Linked DNA regions of Homo sapiens: all the other regions are linked to region 1. The links are chromatin loops, found by intact Hi-C in ENCODE. Cell type or tissue: PC-3. All regions are shown on one strand.

Region 1 (8,000 bases):
ATAATCACAATTAATAGTTTTCTGGGCACTTTACCTGGGATAGCAGCAATTTTAACAGGGATTCTTGCTTATTTTGTGACCTCCCATGCGAGGAATGATGGAGCTAGATGCTATATGTGTCTGTGGCTGGGGTGTCATGACCATAAATGGGAAATGTACTTTGTTAGAGAGTTAATGCCAACACAAACAAAATTACTCTCATGTTGAAGTGTTTAGCTTCATATTATTAGACCATGAGAGCCTGTTATCTTTCCATTTGTATTCAAGAGCCAGGAAGCTCTTGTGTCTGTAAGCATAAATAAATTGGACTTGAATTTGAAAAAGCATATGCCTTTCATATGTAACCAATTGTAACCATAAAATCCAGGAAACATGTAAATACTTTAACTGCCAATTATGTCTTTGAGTGTCTTTTTTTAATTAAAATTGTGTCTACTAATATATAGCAACAAGCTTACAAGGTAACGGCTAGAAACCCTCAGAAATTAATTGGTTGACTAAGCATCCCCTCTACATTTAAGTCCTAAATCAAATTCACCTTCTATTGTTATTTATCAACTCTCACAATTTCAAAAACAGGCCAAAATTTGAGTCATATCTCTGACAAGGATGAGTGTATTTATTGACTTGATAGAACAGGAGATGTAAGTCAGAATTTATGAGAGCTAGCTGTTTTCTCCATGTCTGGCTAGCTTTAGCAATTTAACACATGCAAGTTAAATGTAATGAGAATCATTTTCTTAGCCTTAAAACTTCTATGGTGTTACATTATGAGGAAATTCTACGCATAGTGGTAAGGTGAAGATGGGAAATTTGACTATGTATGTGCTTCTGATCGGTGAAGACATGTTTGCAAAGCCTTTGCATTCACATTGGATTTGCACATGCCAGGATACATATACTGTCCTTGTGAAGGCGCTGCATTCCATTCGCCCTTCCCTTATCTCATTCCTCCTCCTCATCCCAGGCAGAAATGTCAAATGACTCTCTGGGAACTTCCTGAAAGCTCCCTCCTCTTCCACAAGAAAACCTGCTCCTCTTGCTCTGATGTTGGAGTAAAAGGCTACCATTACAACTATAGTGCTTTAAAATGCCAATGAATTACGGAGTTTCTGGAATAACTGGCCCTATATTTGGGAGCAGGAAGCTGGAGTTCCCTACTGACTCTGCGGCATTCAAATAAAGAACAGAACAATTATATTTTATACCCCAAAATGACATAAAGGAAAACGAAAACAAGCCTGTTTCCCATGTGGCAGCCTGCACAGTGAAGGCCATTGTTCCCTGGCAACTCCAATAGATACACACCCGCTTTGCCGGATCAACTGGCTATTCCTCGGTTTACAGGCATGAAGTCACAGTAAGGAAGGTCACATCCCTTGGGTGATTTTCTTCTTTGGTTGCACTGGGCTATTTCCTGATATACCTAATGTGCTTGAATTCAAACGAGAAGGAGGAAAGAGACTCTTGCTGATACATTTATTTTATCCTTGAGAGAAATAATCTCTCAAGACAAGTGAAGAAAGATGCTGTGAACTGGATTACAGGTCATTTTATAGTCAAATCATCCAGGCAACTGGCAGTGTTTTGGCCTGTTTCCTGTAAAATAGTTTAAAAACCTGTAGATTCTCAAAAGAATTGATCGATTTATTCATAAAGACAGCGCTCAAGAGAACTGTGCAGTTTAGGAGATGCTGTGGGGATAAATGAAAATCGCTGGGAAACACATTAAACAAAAGCATAACACATTTGTAAGGAAATAAACACTTGCTAGTGTGAATGCCTGCGTCCTATTTATTAGTCAAGCCAAACAAATTAGGCCTATTCCCTGCTAGGAACAAGTGCTACATGGCCCCGTGGCACCTCCCACACCCCTGTGACTTTTCTGAAGTAAGCTTCAGGAACTTATTTCCATCTTCATTTTATTATCTTATTGTCTAACAAGCCCTTCTGTCTTCTCCACTGCAGAAGCCACAGTAAGGAGGAATTAAAGTAAAATCACCAGTGGCTCACACCTGTAATCCCAGCACTTTGGGAGGCTGAGGCAGGTGGATCACAGTGTCAGGAGATCGAGACCACCTTGTTTAACATGGTGAAACCCTGTGTCTTCTAAAAATACAAAAAATTAGCCATGTGTGGTGGTGGGGGCCTGTAGTCCCAGCTACTTGGGAGACTGAGGCAGGAGAATCACTTGAATCAAGGAGGCGGAGGTTGCAGTGAGCCGAGATTGCGTTATTGCACTCCAGCCTGGGTGACAGAGTGAGACTCTGTCTCAAAACAAAACAAAACAAAAAAGTAGAATCACAATCCATCACAATTTCTGTTTAAGTCCTAATGTCATAGGCACAGGCAGTTCATAGTAGGCATAGATTTTTACTCTTAACATGTGATAATATGAAGGGACAAGAGAGAGGTGCAAAAATATCAGCCCCAACAGTTTGTGTCAATGTCTCATTGTTAAAAGCTTAGGCCTAGACATCTATTGAATGTTTGCCATGGCCCAGGCATTATGCCATGAGTTAAGGATAGAAAATGAATATGTTCCTCTTAAAGTACGAAAATTCTGCACACTGCACAGCAATCTGTTTTGCTCTGCCTCAGAGTTTACCTGTCTGAAGCATTATTATTGTTAGCTGTACCTTGTCTGGCTCTCACTTTCCTGGTGGTAACCTTGGGTGAGTGCCATTCATGACTGCTGAAAAAAACACAAATAAGTGATTGGGTACCTGGCAATACAGTGCACCTCATCGGCCATTAGACAGATATCGATTTGACCCTTTCCAACAGAGAGGCCATCCTTGGAGAACAGCACTAGAAAGTCTTTAAGGAGGACAGATGAAATGACTGAGTTAGAGCCTGAGGCATCATCCAGAATAAGACGCCCGCACTGGAGGAGAGCTCAGGCCCTGGTCCTGAATGTCTGGGTCTCTAAGAATAGCAGCTACAAGAGAAGGAGGAGAGCTCTCACAGGGTAGAGGAAGGTACTGAAGACAATCTCACCTAGTTTACAGCAATGTCACAGTGCCACCTTATTTATGAATATCTGTGCTGTAAATACAATTAAAAATAGTTCATGAAGAAGACAAATATTTCCATCTTAACTTCCCATAAAATAAAATACAGACATTTTAGGAGAGATACCTTGGCTTATCAGTGAAAATAGAAGTTCTCCAAATGGGGTCAACGAGTGGATTGATCACAGCATTTGACATTTGGTATTTGAAGCTAGCAATACTTTTATTTCTGGCATTTAATAATTTTTTTTTCATTTGTGGCTCAAATTTACTTTTTTATCTGTTTATAAGAGAATATACACTTTCTGGAGCTCTTCTCTCCTGAACAAAGGTAAGCAGCAGATCCAAAAAATGTGAATGTTTCTCCTGGGAAGGCGTGGATTTCTGCTTTGGACATCGTTCTGAAACCTGAGATTTTTGCAAAGCCAACTCAATTCATCAGGACCACAGCTAACCACTCACCCTGCTGTTCATTTCGGACTTAGAAAGAAGGCTGTCACTCTCGAACACACTGCCATCTTTTGACCATGAGAAGTATCACAAAGAGAAAAAGAAAGACCTTGTTACTGGTTACTTGCATCAGTCTACTAAATGGAAGCAATGTTGATGCAACGACCCACTCTACTGTTGTTAGTTCTTTGGAATTTATAAGACAAAACAAGATAAAGTGAAATGGAGCAGTGCTTCATGAATTTGCTAACAAATAATTCACTTTCCAGCAATTTGAGCCCACACCAGGGACTCCATTGTTGAATCTGTTAATATATTAACATTACTACAACACCTTTCTTGTTTTCATTGTGTGTATGATGCTATAAAACAGAAATGTACAATATAATTTTCCCAAGGGACATATGTTTTTGGAGTCTTACAGCTCATTACATCAGATACATGTGCTATTCATGCAACAGATATTTTTGAGTATTTACTACACGCCAAGCTGTGTTCTAAATGGTGGAGATGCAGAGGTGAACAAGACAGATATGATATCTGCCCTCAGGGATGTGACAGTTTACTGTGAGCATTGGACATACGGGAGAAAGGCTAATTTGAAAAAGCATAAGATGACTTAAGAGTAAGAAGTTAATTTAAATCAATATCAAAGTTTGCCTCCTGAAGAGATGCCATTTAAGTGAGGACCAGAAGGAGGACCGAAAGTTAGCAAGATCAAAGTAGAAGAAGGTAGCAGGGGATGCTTTCTAGAAAAATGAGTCAATCTGTGTAGATACAGCATGAAACATGAGCTAATGGATTATCAAATGAGTTCTTGATTTACATAAGATGCCTCAAACTAATATTTAAAATTTACATTTTTATCTCCTAAAATATAATATCGAACATAGTGCATAAGCATAGTTATGGGAGGTGGTGGTTAAAGCATAGGGCTTTGAAGTTTCAGGGACTTGAATTCAAATCCAATTAGCTCTACAACTTTAAGCAATTTACTTATCAGAGACTATTTATCTCTAAAATGGGAATGATTAAATCAAAATTTGCTAATATCTTATCATGTTTCAAATGAGTAAATATATTTAACAGCCTAGCTCAGAGTCACACAGAATGCAGGTACTCAATAAATAACACATTGTCTTTTCATCTTAATTTCTTGGGGATTCTAACTTTAGAAGGCTCATTCTCCTATTGCAGGTTTCCTGTCTTTAGAAGGCTCAGTCAATCACCATTATGAACATATTGTTTAAAGGGCCATTTTGATTACAGTTTTGTGAATAGTGTGTGGCCACATATGATGCCTCATTAATTCCCTAAAATTTATTGTAAATAAAATTGTTTGAGTGCACAGCTCTAGCACATGATTGGCCAGGCTGTATTTGTTACTCATGGAACAAAGTTAAAACAAAATGGAAAGATGGGTATGTCCTTAAATAACTGAAAGTTTCTGCTTTAATTGTCCAGAACTAGTCCAATTCACTTAATAATTATACTCCTCAGTTAGCCTTAACTATGTAGAACTGGTCATAGATTGCTCCCCAAATAGCTCAAAGGTATGTGAGGTGAGGAGCAGAGCTAGTACTTCTAACCTATATTAGAATATCTTGATATGTTTGTAATCTTGTCATTCTTATCTTATAGATATACACACAATTTACCAATCCCAAAATATGATAATGTCATTTTTAAAACACGGCGATAGCCCATTACAAGCTAAGTCCATTTTATAAAATTTAAATGTTTTTCATTAAATAGTACTCTTGTATTGAGACATTAAAATGTTAAAGCTGGAAGAGATCTTAGCAATTATCTGGTATATTCTATGTTATCTGGTAAATTCATATTTAATATGTTCTACAGATTAAAAAACTAAGGCACACACGGTAGCTTTTCCTAGAGCTAGTGGATATTGGGGATTCTCATGCAGAGGTCCTGGCTCCCAAATCGATGTATTTTCTACCGGTTTACACTGTACCCACATTACACACTGGTAATCTATATATAGGGTAGCTGTTTCATCTGAAACAAATGTTATAAAATATAATTGATTAAAATAGATTCTAAAATAGCATTATTTTTCTAAGTATTAATAATAATTTAAGTAGTGCTTTTGCATTCCCAACTAGAATAATTTTTACCAAGTACTCCTTCAAATAACACTGAGAGGTAGATCGTTAAGCATTAGTTCATTCAACAAATATTTACTGAGCATCTGGAGTTTGTAAGACACCATATTAAGTCACTGATTCCTATCCTATTTTATTAACCAAGTTACAGAAAGGGGAAAGGGAATGTTTACAGGAACAAGTCATCAAACACCTTTGCTCAGTTTCGCCATGTCCTAAACTATTCTGATAGCTTGCATCTGTATAGCATTTTACAGTCTCAAAGCACGTTTTCATGACATGAATTCTCATATCACATTATTTTAGCCTTTATGACTCCTGAACTTTCACCCTGCTTTTATTGTCCATGGTGTTGATGTCATTGATCTTGCCCTTAGGTTTTAAGTTCATAAAAACTGAGGCTATTTTAAACACCATCGAATCTTTCACAGTGTCTAACCCACTTTCTTAAGTACAGTAGGTACCTGATATTTAATGAGTGAATGAATGACATTTCATTTGATCCTTACAAGCATAGCAGGCATGATTATCTCCATGAAAGAAGACAATGCTGTACCATAGGGAGATTAATTCCTGATTCTAGCTGTTAGAAAGCCTGAGGGTTCCTTATTGGATCTCTTTCTCCTTTAACTCTTAAGCAAAATTCTGTGGCAGTCCTCACTTATAAAAGAATCATTTCTTCTACTACTACTACTATTACATAAGCCACTAAATAAGATATTGTGTTCATATTTGTTAAACTATCTGATTGTTTAAGTATGAGTTTATTTTTCTTACACAAGTGGCGGAATAATATTTGTCTGGTTTCTTACTGTAATGCCCAGTTTTATTGCTAGGAAGGTGATTGTGACAAGGATGATACTAGGTTCTCTGGCAGACAGTAAGAGATATAGAAGATACATTTTGCATATGCCATCAGTGCCACTTGAGTCCTGTTTTTCATTTACTGTAATCAACTTCCTCTTCCCTCTGATGAGTTTTAAAGGAATGAGAATATGGCACCTCCACCCCCTATAATTGGTTGCAGCTGAACTCTTAGCAAGTGAAACAACTCACATGGCTTAACAAGGATATGGGGATTGCAGTGAAAGACTTTCTTCAAAAACAAAACTTGTTAGGGAGACATCTAAACACCAGCTTAAACTTATGTAAGTTTCTTAAAAACAGAAGAGCTTATTCTTCTATGGATAAAGAAATAGATTTTCTTTGTGAATTTCTAATGATCATACTGAACATAAAAGAAACTCTTAAAGAAAACTTCAATCATGACCCTTCTTTTAGTTCTGAACTAATTTTATCCTGCCAAAACCAAGTAAAAGCAAATGTACACTTTCAGATTGGTACAACTAAAATCAGAAGTAGAAACATTTTAAAGTTATATATTTTTAATATAGAAAGGTTTTTGTTTGTTTTACTTTTATATTATTTAAGGAATGTTAACCCAGTTCTAAATTTCACACTCTTGTTCCTTAAGGAGGACTTTACTTCCTTTATGGGAGCAATCAGATGTGAGCAATACCTCACATTATCCTGTGCTTTGTAGTTTCAGAAGCATTTGCATATATGTTATCTCACTTGACCCTTTTGCCTGTGAAGTTGGCTGGAAGGTATCATTGCAGATGGGAAAAGTGAAACTGGGAACTTTGGTGGCTTGCCTTAGGTCAAACAATTGGTAAGTGGTCAAGTCAGGCCTTGAACTTAAGTCTCTAGACGTTAAACCCAGAACCTTAAATGGGTGAGCATAAAAAGGAATGAACTGCAAATAACAAATCTAACTATTTGGTGAATAAAATCAATTTACACGAAAAGAATTCAAAATTATCAGCTAAAATTACCGGTTCCATGGATGAGGTACTAGGTGTGAATACGTGTGTTAGAATACACAGTTTTAAAGGCCAAGAAGAAGCATATATAGCCCCAGATAAAATAAAAAAAAGTTTATACTTACTGATAAACTGAGCAGATATAAACTTCAATAATTGTTGGCTAGATTGACCTAATTGTTGGCCTATGTATGTGTTCAGTCATTTACATTGGCTTCATAAGTACCGGTGTCTAAATTCTACTAGTTTATTTTTTCAGTAATCAGTTCAGTTTGACCAATGTGTATTAATTGATGCTGTTACTGTATGCTTGTTTTTCAATATTAGGCTTTTTATACTTATGTATATGCAGAATCTTATATTCAACAATATGACACTGAACAAGATTAGATGTGAAATTACATGGTTAAAAGTGTGGGCTCAGGCTGTGTGAACTTGGCCAAGTAATCCGACCCTCAGAATGAAGATAGTAATAGTATACATCTAACTGGCTTGCAGTAATGATTAAATGAACCGATGATATGTAAACTACTTGGTTTCTGGCATATGGCAAATATGATATAAATATGACCTGTGGCCTTTGTATA
Region 2 (8,000 bases), 340 kb before region 1:
AAATAATCAAATAAAAAATTATAGCCATGTTTCAAAACTTCTTAATAATGGAGAAAACAAGTAGACAGAAAATCAGTAAAGAATATAGAATACTTGTAGTATGATATCAACCAATTTGACATAATTAAAATTTATAGAATACTCTCCCCCAAATGGCAGATAATACCCTTTCTTCAAGTTAATGTAGAATATTTACCAGTATATACCACATGCTAGGCCATAAAACTAATCTCAATTTTAAGAGAATTCATGTCACACAAAACATGTTCTCTGACCACAATGGAATTAAATTAAAAATGAGTAACAAAACCTTCTGGAAGGCTGTGCACAGTGGCTCATGCCTATAATCCCAGAACTTTAGGAGGCCAAGATGGGCAGATCAGGAGATTAGTAGATCGAGACCGTCCTGGCTAACACGGTGAAACCCCGTCTCTACTAAAAATACAAAAAAAAATTAGCTGGGCGTGGTAGCAGATGCCTGTAGGCCCAGCTACTCGGGAGGCTGAGGCAGGAGAATGTCCTGAACCTGGGAGGCGGAGCTTGCAGTGAGCCGAGATTAAGCCACTGCACTCTAGCCTGGGCGACAGAGCGAGACTCCATCTCAAAAAAAAAAAAAAAAAAAAAAAAAAAATCTGGAAAATCCCTAAATATTTGAAAAGTAAATAGCATACCTCTAAATAACCCCTGTGTCAAATAAGAAAATGAAAGAGAAATTTGAAATTGTTTTGAACTTTTTGTGAAAATGTAACACATCAAAGTTTGTGGGATTCTATTAAAGCAGTACTTAAGGGAAATACACAGCACTAAACACATATCTTAGAAAAGAAAAAAAGGTCAGAAATCAGTAATCTCATCTTATACTTTAAGATGGTAGGAACATCAGAGCAAATTAAACACAACATAAAAACAAAAAAAGAAATAATAAAGAACAGAGTAGAAATTAATGAAATGTAAAATAGAAAATTCATAAAAATCAGTAAAACCAAAGCTAGACATATCAAGGAAAAGAATAGATACAACTGACCAATACCAGGACTTAGGGTGGTAATATCACTACAGATTCTACAGATATTAAAAGGGCAGTAAGGGAATATTCTCAGTAACATTATCCCAATTTGACAAGTTAAATGAAATGGACAACTTCCTTGAAAGATATACATTACCAAAGCTCACTCAAAAAGAAATGTCTTAATAGCTCTGTTAAGCAATTGACTTTGTAGTTCAAATCCATTCCACAATGAAAGCTCTATGTCCAGATGGCATCCCTGGTGAATTTTACCAAATATTTAAGGAAGAATAGTGATAAAGAAGAGGGAATGCTTTCTAACACATTTGAAGCCAGCATTACTCTGTTACTAAAAACCTTGCAAAGACATTACAAGAAAGGAGAATTATGAGTCGGTATCCTTCATGAAGATAGATTCAAAAGGTATTAACAAAACATTAACAAATCAAATCCAACAATTTAGAAAACAATTCATCATGACCAAATGTGTTTTCTTTCAGGAATCCAATACAATTTAACATTAGAACAGTAAACAATGTATTTTACCATATTAACAAGCTAAAAATGAAAATCATATAATCATTTCCATAGATACAGATAAAGTATTGGATAAATTTCATCATTAATTCCTGATGAGAAACTTTCAAGTAACTAATAATAGAAGAGAACTCTTTCAAGCTGATAAAGGGAATGTATGAAAAATCTATAGGCAACATCATAATTGATTATGAAACACTGAGTGTTTTCCTCTTACAATCAAGAAAGTCAAGGATGTCCACTATTACCATGTCTATTTAACATTTCACTGGAAATTCTAACTAGCACAATAAGACAAGAAAAGCAGATGACATGATTGTCCCATGGAAAATTCAAGGGAATCCATGAAAAAAAAAAAAAAAAAAAAACAGCTACTAGTACTAATAAGTGAGTTTAGCAAGATTGAAGGATACAAGCTTAATATAGAGGAATCGATTTTTATTCTGTATACTTTCAACCAGATATTGAAATTTTAAATATACATTTATAATAGCATCAAAAATATGAAATCCTTAGGCATAAATTTGACAAAAGATGGGGAAAACCTATATATATTAAAAACTACAGAACATTTCTGAGACAAACTAAAGGAGGCCTAAATAAATGGATTAATAAACCATGTTTATGGATCAGAAGACTAAATACTGTTAAAATACCAATTTTCCTCCAACTGATTTGTAGGTTCAAGGTGACCTTTGGTAAAAACTTGGGAGAAACTGAATAAAATTCATATGGAACTGCAAATGACCTAAAATGGTCCAAACAATTTTGAAAATGAGTAACATGGAGGATTAACATTGCCTGATGTCAAAATGAGTTATAAAGCTACAGTAAGCAAAGCAATGTAGTATTGGAATCAAGATAGAAAATCAGATCAATGAAACAAAATAGAAAGTCCAGAAAGAGATTCACACTTATATTGATAACTGATTTCTGACAAAAGTGGAAAGGCAAATAAGTACAGAAAAGAATGCGATTTTCAACACATAGTACTGGCTGGAACAATCAGATATTCAAATGCAAAAGAATATCTAGAAAAGAAATGCTAGAAATTAAAAACACTCTAACAGAAATGAAGAATGCTTTGATGGGCTCAACTGTAGACTGGAAATGGCCAGGAAAAGAATCAGTAAGCTTGAAGTTATGCCAGTAGAAATTTCTCAAAATAAAACACAAAGAGGAAAAAAACCCAAACCGCTCCAGAATAGAATGTCAAAGAACTGTGGGATATTTTCAAAAGGTACATGCATTTGGAATAGCAGGAGAAGAGAAAACAGGACAGAAAAAACTTTTGAAATAATCATTGCTGAAACTTTCTAAAAATAATGACAGAGAGAATAGCAAGAGCAAAAATGGTAAAAGTATTTGAACAGACACTTCAAAGAAGAAATACAAATGGTAAATAAGCATATGAATAGATGTTCAACATCATTAGTCATTAGGGAAATTCAAATGAAAAGTATTAACAAGATACTACTGCAAACCCATTAGAATGGCTGAAATTAAAATATCAACTGACTATACTATGTGTTGGTGATGATGTGGAGGGATAGTAACCATCATGTTCTCCTGTAGTGGAGATGCAAAATGGTACATTTTGGAAAACTGGAAAATAGTTTGGCAGTATCTTAAAACGTTAAATACACACACACACACACACACACACACACACACACACACTGGTCCAGCCATTCTGTGCCTGTGTATTTACACACACACACACACACACACACACACACACACATTGGTCCAGCCATTCCGTGCCTGTGTATTTCCCCAAAAGAAAATGAAACATATGTCCATACAAGTATTTGTATATGAATGTTCATAGAACCTTTATTTGTGATAACTAAAAACTAGAAACAACCCAAATGTTCATTAGCAGGTCAATGGATAAATAAACTGTGATATTCCATACAATAGAATACTACTCAGCAATATTAAGGAACAAAATATTGATGCATATTACAATATAGATTAATCTCAAAGTAATTATGCTGAGTGAAAGTATCTAGACAAGAGTATATACTCTGTGATTTCATTTAAATAAAATTATATGAAATGAAAACTAATGAATTGACAGCATATCCGTGGTGTATTAGTCTGCTTCATCTATCATAAGAAAATACCATGGAATGAGAGGCTTAAACAGCAGAAATGTATTTTCTCACAGTCTGGAGGCTGAAAGTGTGCAATCACGGTGCCAGCATGGTTGGGTTCTAGTGAGAAGTTTCTTCCTAGCTTGCAGACAGAGCCTTCTCATTGTGTCCTCACATGATGAAGAAAGCAAGTTTTCTGGTTTCTCTTCTTATAAGGACACTAAATCATATCACAAGGGCCCTACCCTCATGAACTCATCTAAATCTAATTGGCCTCAGAAGTCCTATCTCTAAATACAATCACATTAAGTGTTACAGCTTTAATATATGAATTTCGGGGGGACATAATTCAGTCCATAACAAATGTTTATAGATAGTTGGAGCTGAGGGGATAGGAAAGAGAGGAAAGGATTATGAAGAGAGTAGGAGGAAAGTTTTCAGAATGGTAAATATGTTCATTATCTTGACTAGGATTCTGGTTTTATAGGTATATATATATATGTGTATGCATATGTATATATATGGGTATATATATATGTGTATACATATGTATATATATATGGGTATATATATATGTGTATACATATGTATATATATATGGGTATATATATATGTGTATACATATGTATATATATGGGTATATATATATCAAAACCTATCAAATTGTACTCTCTAAATGTATGCCGTCTATTATATTCAAATATTCTTCAATAAAGCTGTTTATCAAAAATGCAAATCTACTAGAAATAGAAAAAATACAATAAAACTATATAGTAAAGGACTCAAAAGAATGACAGGCACAGGACTCAGGATGAAATTTACATCTGTTTGGAGCAGGACGGAGAATGGACTAATTGGGTAGACTATAAGGTTAAATATAGATTAAGGTTAAATATAGATCAAGGCGATAACTTTTGTTTGGGGTAGTAGATTTGCATATGCCTAATTTATTATGAAAAACTAATTTAAATTGCATTGTGTTTGGACCAATATTGAGGTTGTGTCACAAGCCCATGAATTATGATTAATCCAATTTCTGCACTTGAAGTTCATTCAAAGAAAAAATACCCAATATTTTGTTTCAAATTCTTTTTGACATTATTTGTTTAGTCACATAGAAGCAAAGCCATCCTCACACAATATTATTTATCCAACTTAAAAAGAAAAACTTTCTCAGAGGGAGGTTTATATCAAAGAGCTTATGAGCAAGGGGAAGAAAAGTGAAGACCACTCTCTTGCATGTAAAGTATGTTAACCACATGATGGCAGCATTGAGCAAGCAGTGTTTTTCTTCCTTTTTTTTTTTTTTTTTTTTTTTTTAAAGATTAATGGTTTACACTGGAAGGTGAGTAAATCACTGAGATATAATTTACATAGCAGTGGGATTGGTTGGTGTCTATAGCCACTTATGTCTCTCTCTCTCATTCATATTCATGTGGAAACCATGCCCAGAGATTTTTAGTGGCTCAAATCTATAGAATTACATCTTTTTGAACAGTTATTATCAAAAATTTGTTATATCATCTAACTTGAGATGATTTGCTTTTCACAATATCTTCAAAATCATGAATTTTTTGAACAAGTTACTTTTTTATTTTTTTCTTTACCATTATATCCTCATCTGTTTTTGAGTGTATTCAGCTTGAAATGATGACAAAGCATTTACCAAAATCAAAAGGCCCTATGGAAGATGGATATTTCTCTGTGGAAAGTATTTTAAAATATCTAGTTATATGATAGTTTTCTGACCCTCATCATTCATTTACCAGGTCAACGAATATTTACCTAGAATTTATGTAACTCTGTACTAGGTACCCGGGGAAAAGGTACCTTTTAGTCAGGGTACTGACCAAATAGTCAGAAAGCAATTTGAGAATAAATCATTGTCCTTGAAAAGTTTGCAAGCAAGATTCCCAAAAAAACATCTTTTCTTTCTCCTTGTGTGTTTAAAAGAAGCTTATTAGAATTGGCCTGTTCACTAATCTAAGTGTTTTCTTCTATAGAATACACTATTTCAAGGACAGTACTGTATATTTGACAGAAGTTACCAAGGGCTCAATAAACCAAGGTGTCCTTAACATTGCTTACAAGAACAAGGTAATTTTAGGATCTCCATATACTCTTCAGGTCACTTAAGATAATTATATAGGGTAAAGGTTAGCAACCTTTGCGTGATGTGTAGGTTCCAACTTCATTAATTTTTATTTTTTATTTTTTTACATCCTATGAAGTAAGCCTGCCTGAGGACATCCTGGGGCAGTTTTCGTGGCTGTAGGAGAGGCTCAGAAGGGTGGAGAACCAGACCCACCTTTTTCCGGCCTAGAGAACTCCTTCCAGTCTACCTCCAAGCTCCACTGTGTTCTCAGAATTTGGGGTGGAGTAGCTCAGCGAGGTTAGAGTGTGTTCCCATTCCTTTTCTGTCCCCTTGTCCCTTGATGTTGAAACAACTCTTAAATAATATTGGGAAAGTGGTAGGCATCTGATAAGTATTTGCTGTCTTGAAATCTTGATGTAGATCCCAGAGGGTGTAACTTAAATATTTATTGGCTTGAGAACAGTGAACACAGTTTCCAAAAGTATCTCTTATTTACTCTTAGAAAATAAATCATTGAGAGACTATAGGTAGTTTGAGTAGGCAGACATTTATTCCATTAAAATATAAATTCCAGAGGCAAGAATTTTGTCTGTTTGCCTCACTTATATATTCATTTTTGTTTTTTGTTTTTTTGAGACAGAGTCTCGCTGTATTGCCCAGGCTGGAGTGCAGTGGTGTGATCTTGGCTCACTGTAACCTCTGCCTCCTGGGTTCAAGTGATTCTCCTGACTCAGCTTCCTGAGTAGCTGGGAGTACAGGTGCCGGCCACCATGCCCATCTAATTTTAGTATTTTTACTAGAGATGGGGTTTCACCATGTTGGCCAGACTGGTCTCAAACTTCTAACCCCAGGTGATCCTTCAACCTCAGCCTCCTGAAGTGTTGGGATTACAGCTTCCTGAAGTGTTGACGTGAGCCACTGTGCCTGGTCCTCACTTATATATTCTAAACCCCTACTGGTAATATGGTAGACATTCAGTAAATATTTGTTGAGTAAATAAATGATTGAATTTTCAAGGGCATTGTATACACACTCAGGATGTGGACTTTGATCTATTAGCATAAAACTTTACCTGGTCGTTTTTTTTTTTCATGTCCAGAAAGGAAGAAGTAAATGAAAAACAAGAAACATGAATCTTTCACCTTAAATTTATGTTGGAGGATGTAATAGTACCAGATAGTCAATAAGGTAGATGCAACAATATGAAAAATTATGATTTTTAACATAAGCCACCTTTGGTTTTTCTTTATATTTTTATTTTTATTTATTTATTAATTTATTTTGAGATGGAGTCTTGCACTGTTGCCTGGGCTGGAGTGCATTGGCTTGATCTCAGCTCACTGCAACCTTCGCTTCCCGGGTTCAAGCAGTTCTCCTGCCTCAGCCTCCCGAGTAGCTGGGATTACAGGCACCTGCCACCACGCCCAGGTAATTTTTTGTATTTTTAGGGTTTTGTATTTTTAGGGTTTCACCATGTTGGCCAGGCTGGTCTCAAACTCCTGACCTCATGATTCACCTGCCTCAGCCTCCCAAAGTGCTAGGATTACAGGCATGAGCCACCGTGCCTGACCTCTTTGTATTTTTAAAAGGAGGATGTTAGAGGATATGGAAGGATCAGACATATTTTCCTTATGGCAGCCTGTTCTTCTTACTGTGTCCAGCTGCCCACTAATTTTGTCTCAGTTTCTTCATCTATAAATTAGGGTTAATAGTAGCCATTTATTCAATAAATATTTATTGAGTGCCTCTATGGTCCAGGCACTATTATTTGTACTGTGGATCAGTGAAAAAGAAAAAGACAGAAATTTCTGTCCTTTTGAGTAGCAGAGGAGGCGGTTAAAAAATATATATAATAAATAAACAAATATATTTACTAGATGTTGATATGCTATCGGAAAAAGGAAGAAGTAGATCATGGTAGGAGGGATAGGATGTTGGAGGACAGGTTGTATTTTTATCTGACCGCCTCCCAACATATTGTTATAAAAAATTCAAACATACAGGAAAACTAAAAGACTGGTACAATGAACACTCATATGCCTTCAAACTAGATTCTGTAGTTGTTAACATTATGCTATATTTGTTTTGTCACATACCTATCCATTTGTTCCTTCACCCGTCCATTTTATTTTTGAAGCATTTAAAGGTAAGAACACTTAATATACCCCTAAAACTTTAGTGTATACATCATTAAGGTTCATTATTTATGTTATGTGAAATTTACATGCATTGAAATGTACACATCTTATATGTATTATTCCAT
Region 3 (8,000 bases), 140 kb after region 1:
GTATATTTTATATATATATATATATAAAGTATTTATTATATATATTTAATGAAATAGCAAGAGATGTATGTATATAAATTAAATATAAATTGAATAGAAAATAAAATAAATGTTTGGCATAAAAGTAAGTACAGAGAAGCTATCTATTTCACTCATGACCCAACTAGGTCTTGAGGTGTTTAGATAATTACAAGTAACTTTCTTCCTCAAATTTCAATTTCTACTTTTCTTTGTCACTACTCTTCATTAGAAAGTGGTTCTTGAAAGATCAGAAATTGTTAGTAAGAAATTCTGGCCAGAAGAAGTAAATTTTGAGATCATATGTGATTTCTCATTTTAATAAAAGATCTACCTGAGAAATGAAAGGATTGGAATTCTAATCCAATACCTATTTGACTATAAAAGTCTTTTAAAAATCTTTCAGAAGGCACCCTGCTTTCTGCCCAAGACGTTCAAGGCAACATTCAAGAACTGCCACACTCAAAGTCTGTGCCCCTATTACTCTGACCTCTCTCTGTTTTATTTTTATAGCTGTGTTCCCAAGGATTCCCCTAGAATGCAAGGTAAATACTCTCATATTTAATCTAGTCTTCAGATAAACCTAATCTGGTCTGGCAGCTGTAATTTTTAAGGAGCTTTCATGTTTTAATGACTGCTTTATCACTGCAAAACTGAGATGTGTGAACTGCAAACCCTCTGTGATATAGAGCTACACCCTTTTTGTTGAAACACTTGCTGAGTTTTATTAACCAAGAAATGTTTGTTTAGCAAATCATGGAGTTTTATGATCTATAATACATAGTTCCATATCATGTAAGATTTCTATGGATTTCTAAACACAAAACCATCTTCAAAGAAGCAGAGGTCCCCAGGTTTGTTTGGAAAGACCCATAATTAACTCTTAGTACATGACAGCATTTAACAGGGGACAGGCTTTGGGAACAGGGTGTGTTTTCTGTAAATGACAACTCCTTTCATAAAAACAAAAACACTATCTCATTGGACAAGTCCTGCTAACAGATTTTTTTTAATCCAAAATTGTGTTTTTGTTTTTTGCATGCTTAGTTTGCCCTCATTGAGGATGTAGGTAGAAGTGAGTGGGGATGATAAGGGTTATTGGGGAGGACTGGGTGGGGTACATTGTTCTAATGACAAAAAGTAGGATTGTTACAGCAGTTGTACAGACTAAATGAAAATTCAGTGTACTTTTTTTTTCACAGATGTCAGAGAGCGTAGTTGAACTGAATTTGAAATTACTTAAACGCCAATCATAGTCCTTGATATGGAGGAATAAATATTTTCATAACATTTAGCATCTAGTAACAAAGCAGTCATACATTTATGTTATGTATTTATTTGAGCTATATACTGTAACTGCTACAAACCCAGTACTGCATTGCATGAGGCGGATTCAAAGACAATAAAGAGATGAAATCCCAGTTCCTGCTTTCATATTCAAATTGATCGTTTCTTAACTTTCTCCCTCCCTGGCTCTTTTCTTCCTTTCCTTCCTTCCCTCCACTCTTTTCATACCAACAAAGCAGTGATAACAAAGAATGGACAAAGGTCTCAGAGAGGATAGGGAAACTGAAGCCCAGAAAGTCTAACGTTTTATAGGATGTTCCATACCGTAAGTTTCCCTTACTGTAACATGAAAGTAACAACACATACCACACAGGGGGATCTAAGAAACATACAAATGTCCTCAAAGTGATCCACTCAAACCAAGCACTCAATAATGCAGGGTAAAATTTTGTCTCTCATCAAAAAGGGGAGCAAAGGGGAGAAAGGTTTTCTAGACCAAGGGAGTGTCCTGTGTAAAATTTACCAACACAAGAGATTTTGTTCAGAACCATTAAAGTTTCATTAGAATCCTTGCTCAAGAGGAAGACGATATAAGATAAGATAAAGAAATAAGTAGCTCTTAAGAGCTTTGCTTTCCATGCTAAGGAGCTTGGATGTGATCCTGGAGGAGATGGAATTTAAATAGGGAAGCTGTGTGATTATATGTACTGGAGATGAATGAGATCAAAGCCAGAGTGATCGGTTAGGAGTCTCATAGAATAGTGAAAGCAGGTGAGAAACTAATCTACGACAGTATCAGAAGGGATAAAGCTTACACATATTTAAGAGAAAAAGATAAATAGGCCTTGCATAAAAGACATGCTCAAAAAGTCTCTATTTCAAACAAAAAAATTCATGGACCAACAATACAGTGCTGGCTGTTGAATACCCCTCTGACTTCAATCACTTTCAGATTCACCTCATCTTCAGGAGAAGCAAAGAAATGTAAATGTTTATTGGTGTTTTATTAATAATTGTTTCACTAATCTAGTTGACAAAGGATGGTTCCTACAATTCCACTTTTATTACAAACCTCATGCACAATAAATCCCCAGTGTTTCCTACAGGAGGGTTCTAGCCTTTACTGAGTTCACCAAGCCCGTGAGCTAGATATTATTGTTGCCCCGTCACAGATTAAAAATCTGAAGATCAGAGAGGTTTGGTAACTTGGGCAAGGTCACACAGTGACTATGTGACAAAACTACAATTAGGAGTCAAATTCATGTGACCTCAAATGGTAAAACTTTCCACCACAAGATATTACTGTAGTATGGTAAAAGACATTGATTCTCAACACCATCTTGATATCAAAATTACTACGGGATTTTTTTTTTTTAAGCAGAAATGTTTAGGTCCCATCTCAGATTTCCCAAGTCAGGATTTCCTGGGGAAGAACAGTGGCAACAACGCTTTTCAAAACATCCCTGAAAAGTTCTAATGTGTAGGCTGAGTTGGGGAGCCTACTTCGTGGAGGTAAGAACGAAGTTCTGCCTACATTGGAAAGTTAAATGAAATGAAGGAATCCACACTCCTCCTCATCAGTTGGGAGGGTGATGGATCATACTTCCATCCAGTCCTTATATTCGTCCATATAAAAAGACCCTACAGTATTAGAAACAATGAGCTACAGCAGAGTGGGCAGAATTAAATCTCATACCTTTCATTCCTTGTAACCTGAGAAGTAAATATGGTGCATAGTGCTCCAATATCTCCCAACTCAAATCTGAATTGATAGATGGGAAAGGAAGTCAGAGTTTCAAGGAGAAGTACAGAAAAGAAATAGATTCTTTCTTGGGCCTTTCCAGAAGATGCTACAATAATTTTATTGTAATTCTCTGATTAATTTCCTCTACATCAAGGATCTCAACTAAAAACTATAAATTGATAGTCAAGATTTTTCCCTTCCCTCTACCCAGCTTCCTCTGACTAACTCCTGCTCATTCTCAACAAATCAATTTAAAGGCAGCCTTACCTGACTCTCACACTCTTCTATAAGTCCTCTCTTATGTTCTCCCACAGTGTCCTGTGTCTACCACTATTACAGCCTTAAGTGCTAGGTAGTGCAATCATTGCATGTATTATCTGTCTCTGTCTAGACTTTAAGGTTCCCGAGGGCAAAGAGTTTCTTAGTTCACTTTATATCTGTAAAATCTAACACAGAGCCTACCACAGAATATGTGCTCAGTAAATACTTCTGAAATGAATGAATATATGAAGAAAGGAAGAAATGAAAAAAGAAAGAGGTGGTGAGAAGGGAAGGAGAGAAAGGAAGAAGGAAGGAAATTGGCAATGTCCTTTGGAGATTACTGTCAATACAACTTCTCTCCAACCTCAATGGCTGAAAGATAAATAGTGTGATATGAAATAACTATTTCAATGGTAAAAATAAAGAAGAAATGGGCAGATATATTATCTCAGATCAAGATGATTGTAACAAAGTTGAAATTTCCTATAAGGTTTCTTCTATTACTGCATATGAATTACCTTCTATTCCACCTAAATAGCCTATTTACAGACACGGATGGGTAAGAAAGGGCAACGATGCCCCCCAGAGGCTAAAGGCAGGAGCTTGGAAAGCAGCCATCATTTATTTACTATTGGCAGAGAGCTCAAGGATATCTATGGAGGGGGTGACTAAAATAAAGGGCAGTTTCCTGCATAAAATGGTAATTTGAAGGCTGAGGGCAGAGGGTAAAAAACAAAGTGGTGTACCAGAGGCTATTTTTTTTCACATTATTATTTGCTTCTGGGGCACAAAATGCAGTTTAGTAACATAAAAATATAGTCTCAGTGATTTGCAAGTGAGTAGCACCACCAGAGATATTACAGAAATCTGAATTAAATTAAATTAAAATATTCCTCATAGGTTACATTAACACCTGTAGTATTTAATCCCAATATTGGAAATCCAGTAGATGTATTGGATAAATCCCAAATCTACATCTACAAAATTATTTACTCCTCATAGATGAGGACTGGGTTTTCTATTGCTGAATCCTCATTGGCTTCTGAGGACCTGGCACTGAGTAGATGATAAACAAGTGTGTACTGAACAAATGCATGCATGTGCCCATATGTTTTAAGATGATTATATGCATTTGCTTGGCTGACAGTTAAAATGCTTCAGCTGACTAATGTGCTTCCATGACTTCTTGATTGGGCCACTATATGCTGAGCCTTCTGTTCTAAGCATTAATGTTTATTGTGCTTTCTTATTAGGAAATTAAAACAGCAAAACAGTATTAACAATAATTAGCCTTGGAAATAAGAGTAAGCCCACACACAATATAGTGCTTACTAACAGCCCATAATAACGACAGGACTCATCAAAAATAACTACCCCATTAAGTTGAAAGTATAATTGTCAAAAGAAACACTATCTCTTCATTGGCCAGGCATTAGTGAGCCAATGGATTTCAGGGGTAGCATTCACATTTAGAGGCTATTCCAATGTTTCACTGCCTCAAATCTCCTCTGACCCAACCTTCACTCCCTTCAGCTCAGCACATGCCCTTAACATTTACTTCACTAAAAAAAAGCAGGCCATTGAGAATTTCACCTCCTCACTGTGTCCTAAAAATGCCCTGAGTCTGATTCTTTTCTTTCCCTTGCCGACTCTGTCTCAGAAGAAAGTGGGCTCTCCTCACCTTTCGGCGCTGCAGATCGCATTCTCCTACAACCTCCTACCAAGAAACTAAAGCTCTCACACAGCTCCATCCCTGTAACTAATTCCAGCTCTTCCTCTGGCTCTATTGGTTTATTCCCCAACACCACCTATGATTGTTCCCCAACACCACCTATGATTGTTCCAACACCGCCTATGATTGTTCCATCTTTAAAGTTTCTTCCTTGACCCCTTTTCCTTATCCAGTTCTCTCCTCTCTTTCTCAAACTTTCCAGAAGAGAGGCTAATGCAAAAGTATCCTCTTCCACCCTTCCCAGTCGCTCCTTAGTTCACTACATCTGTGTCTTGTACCCAACATTTTATCAGAACTACAATGATAAACTATAATAAGAATTATTGCCAAGGATTTCCAGATCAGTGGTCCAGTGGACTGGTTGTTATGCATTTATCTTTCTGGACTCCACCCTCCACATCCACCACCATTCCCTCTCTTCCTCCTAGCAGTACAACACTCAAAAAAGGTGCATCACACAATCTCCCTTCATTATTCTACTTGGAGCTCCTGGACAAAGTGACTCCACCTTGTATATTGAACACATTTCTGGTTTTGTATTTTTCAAATTATATTCTAATGAATATGCTTATACTTCTGTCTTCCTTTTCAGATTTTGAGCTTCTTGCAAGCAGAAAAAATATCAGAATCATCTGCCTCACAAGTGTCTGGCACAGTGCTTGTCACATAAAGATGGCCCACAAAACTTCAATGACAGAAGAGGGAAAGGAAAGAAGTCTGACAGATATCTAACTATATCCAAGAAAGACATGAAAATTCATTGATTTATAAATTTGCATATAAAATGTAAAGAAAGAAAAGTAATATCCTATATCAGAGATGGCTCTTTGTTTTAGACCTCATAGAATTTCAGGCTGCCTTAAAGATTATCCTTCCTTAAAGAGAAGAAAGAAAGGAACAGAAAGTTAACGTTATTCTTTTCGAATCTACACAATTAAAGGGTGAAAAAAATAAGCCTAAAATGTACATCCCCAAATCCAATGCACTTTCTATTATCCTATATATTTACTTTCTCAAAAATTAATTTCTCAATTATTTAATTACAAAAAAGAAAGGTTGAATGCTTATTTGTTAGGATTGTTGCAGGTGTTCAAGGAACAAAACAATTGTAGTACCTGTTCGCATGGTATAGACAGACAATAAACCAACATAAATAATAAAATGTCAAGTAACTACTAAGAAGAAAAATAAAGCAATATAAAAATATAGCTAATGACTGAGAAGGAGTGCAATTTTCAGAAGTGCTAGTAATAAAAGATTTATCTGAGGAGATGAGATTTGAATAGAAAACTAAATTATGTTTTGAGTTATTTAAGGAGCACACCGTGAAAGATGTAACAAGGGGAAGTAAGAATGAAGGCCCTGAGATGTGAATGATCTTGGTGTGATCACAGAGTCATGAAGAATAGAAATGAGAACATAATGCAAGTGATTCTGGAACGTGTCAGATCATGGAAAGTGTTGGAGACCACTGTAGAGATTTAGATACTACACGAATATTACAGGTGTTGGAGTAGGAATTAACTCTGTTAAGATCAACCTAGGTGTTAGCGGATTGGATTGTAAGGGGGCAAGAGAAGGAGTACAGAGACCTGCTAGGAGGCTATTGCAAGAGTCCATCTTAGAGATCAATTAATGGGTCAGGATGGAGAGCTGAGTGCTGGAAAGCAGCCAGATGTGTGATGCATTTTGAAGGTGGAGATGAGTGACTCTTCTTAGCCTACTTGAATGGAGGCTGTAGGAAAGGAGAGGATAAAGAAGAATTGTTAGGGATTTACCAGAGAAGCCAAATGAAGTGGGTGCCATATGCTGAGATGAGGAAGCCCAAAGGAATAACAGGTTAGGAATGGAAGGAAATCAGGAATTCCACTGGGACATGTACAGGTTGAGATGTTTTTTGGACTTTTAATGTATAGATCATCGTGCCTCTTATTTCTATTGCTGCTGAGAGCAGTTCAGTTCTGCGGGTGTTTTTAAAAATTCACTCCATGTTATTGGCCAATTGACCAGATAGATCAAAAACTCAGAAGAGACAAAGCTCATTTTCCAGAAACACTCTCAACCAGCCAGGTAAACAATACACATTCAAAGCCAAGTACCAAATCAATGTTTATGAATTAGCTAAACCTCAGATAATGTCAATGTAACGCCACAATAAAAAACACATCTTAATATTTGCCTCTGCTTTCCCTTAAACTGTATTCATAAGGATATTTCCCTACCCCTAAATGAAGATTCAGGCAAGTTCAAAACTTTTCTGGTTAATCTTAGATAGTACTTCAGACAAATTTTAGTCATACAAACAATCTCTATTTAGAAAATAAAATGTTCAGATGCATGCAATGATCACAATTCTGAACTTAGCTTGAAATTTCTTAGCTCAGATCTTCTGTGGTTACTTTTTTGCTCAGCACCAAGGACCAACCAGAGGAAAGAGGAGGAGCTGTAAGGAAATGTAGAGGTCCTCACATGACTGGAGGCTACAGACTCTCTAGGTCTGGCAGGAAGCTAAGCTCTCCCTTGCATAGGAGAGTTTGCATGTGTTCTTCAGAAAACTTCCTCCACTTCCGTTGACCAAGGCAAATGCTTCTCTAGGTGGGCTGGGCACTCTCAACTCCTTCTTCAGCTCTTGAGTATCCAGCAGCTAATCTCTTTCTCCCTCTGAATTTCCTGGTGGGTGGGAGGGAGTCAAACTCTGTCCAGAGTCTCTTAGCTTTGTAGGTATCGGTTGGGCACGCACCAGTCCTCTATGGAGGAACCCACCAAAGAGTTCTCTGAGTAGCCTCCTGGAATCAATTACTAGACCAGGGTTTACATGAGTGGGGCTAGAGAAAGAGGATGGGGACTCACAGTTGGTCCATATGTTCTAGAAGGAATTCGCTTTGCCAATATCCTAGCTACATCCCTCACCAACATCCCCTCTCATCTCTTACTCTTTGTTATAACCCTGTTCTAACC

Evidence for each region. Hi-C counts contacts between places; a loop is a spot of excess contacts. Peaks named below come from ENCODE experiments on the same cell type or tissue, not always from the same donor. Only the 100,000 strongest peaks of a DNase experiment are listed, where the experiment ranks them.
Region 2: it touches region 1 in a loop (6-fold over the local background); 6 of 110 quality-filtered maps call a loop at or near these places.
Region 3: it touches region 1 in a loop (7-fold over the local background); 42 of 110 quality-filtered maps call a loop at or near these places.

What each region holds. Positions count from the first base shown.
Region 1 is chr4:74,528,533-74,536,532 of GRCh38, forward strand. No RefSeq gene overlaps it. Among named protein-coding and RNA genes, the nearest start is that of AREG, 87 kb to the left of the region's middle. RefSeq lists enhancers at 3,360-3,654, 3,400-3,694. In PC-3, a CTCF peak has its summit at 3,526 (motif pointing left); DNase peaks (open chromatin) are centred at 3,519 and 5,739; H3K27ac peaks cover 5,918 bases.
Region 2 is chr4:74,184,549-74,192,548 of GRCh38, forward strand. The region is part of intron 3 of MTHFD2L (methylenetetrahydrofolate dehydrogenase (NADP+ dependent) 2 like); the gene reads left to right. Among named protein-coding and RNA genes, the nearest start is that of MTHFD2L, 30 kb to the left of the region's middle. RefSeq lists an enhancer at 6,604-6,898. In PC-3, CTCF peaks have their summits at 4,893 (motif pointing right) and 5,092; a DNase peak (open chromatin) is centred at 4,913; H3K27ac peaks cover 1,535 bases.
Region 3 is chr4:74,667,399-74,675,398 of GRCh38, forward strand. No RefSeq gene overlaps it. Among named protein-coding and RNA genes, the nearest start is that of BTC, 120 kb to the right of the region's middle. In PC-3, a CTCF peak has its summit at 3,885 (motif pointing left); a DNase peak (open chromatin) is centred at 3,893; H3K27ac peaks cover 4,786 bases.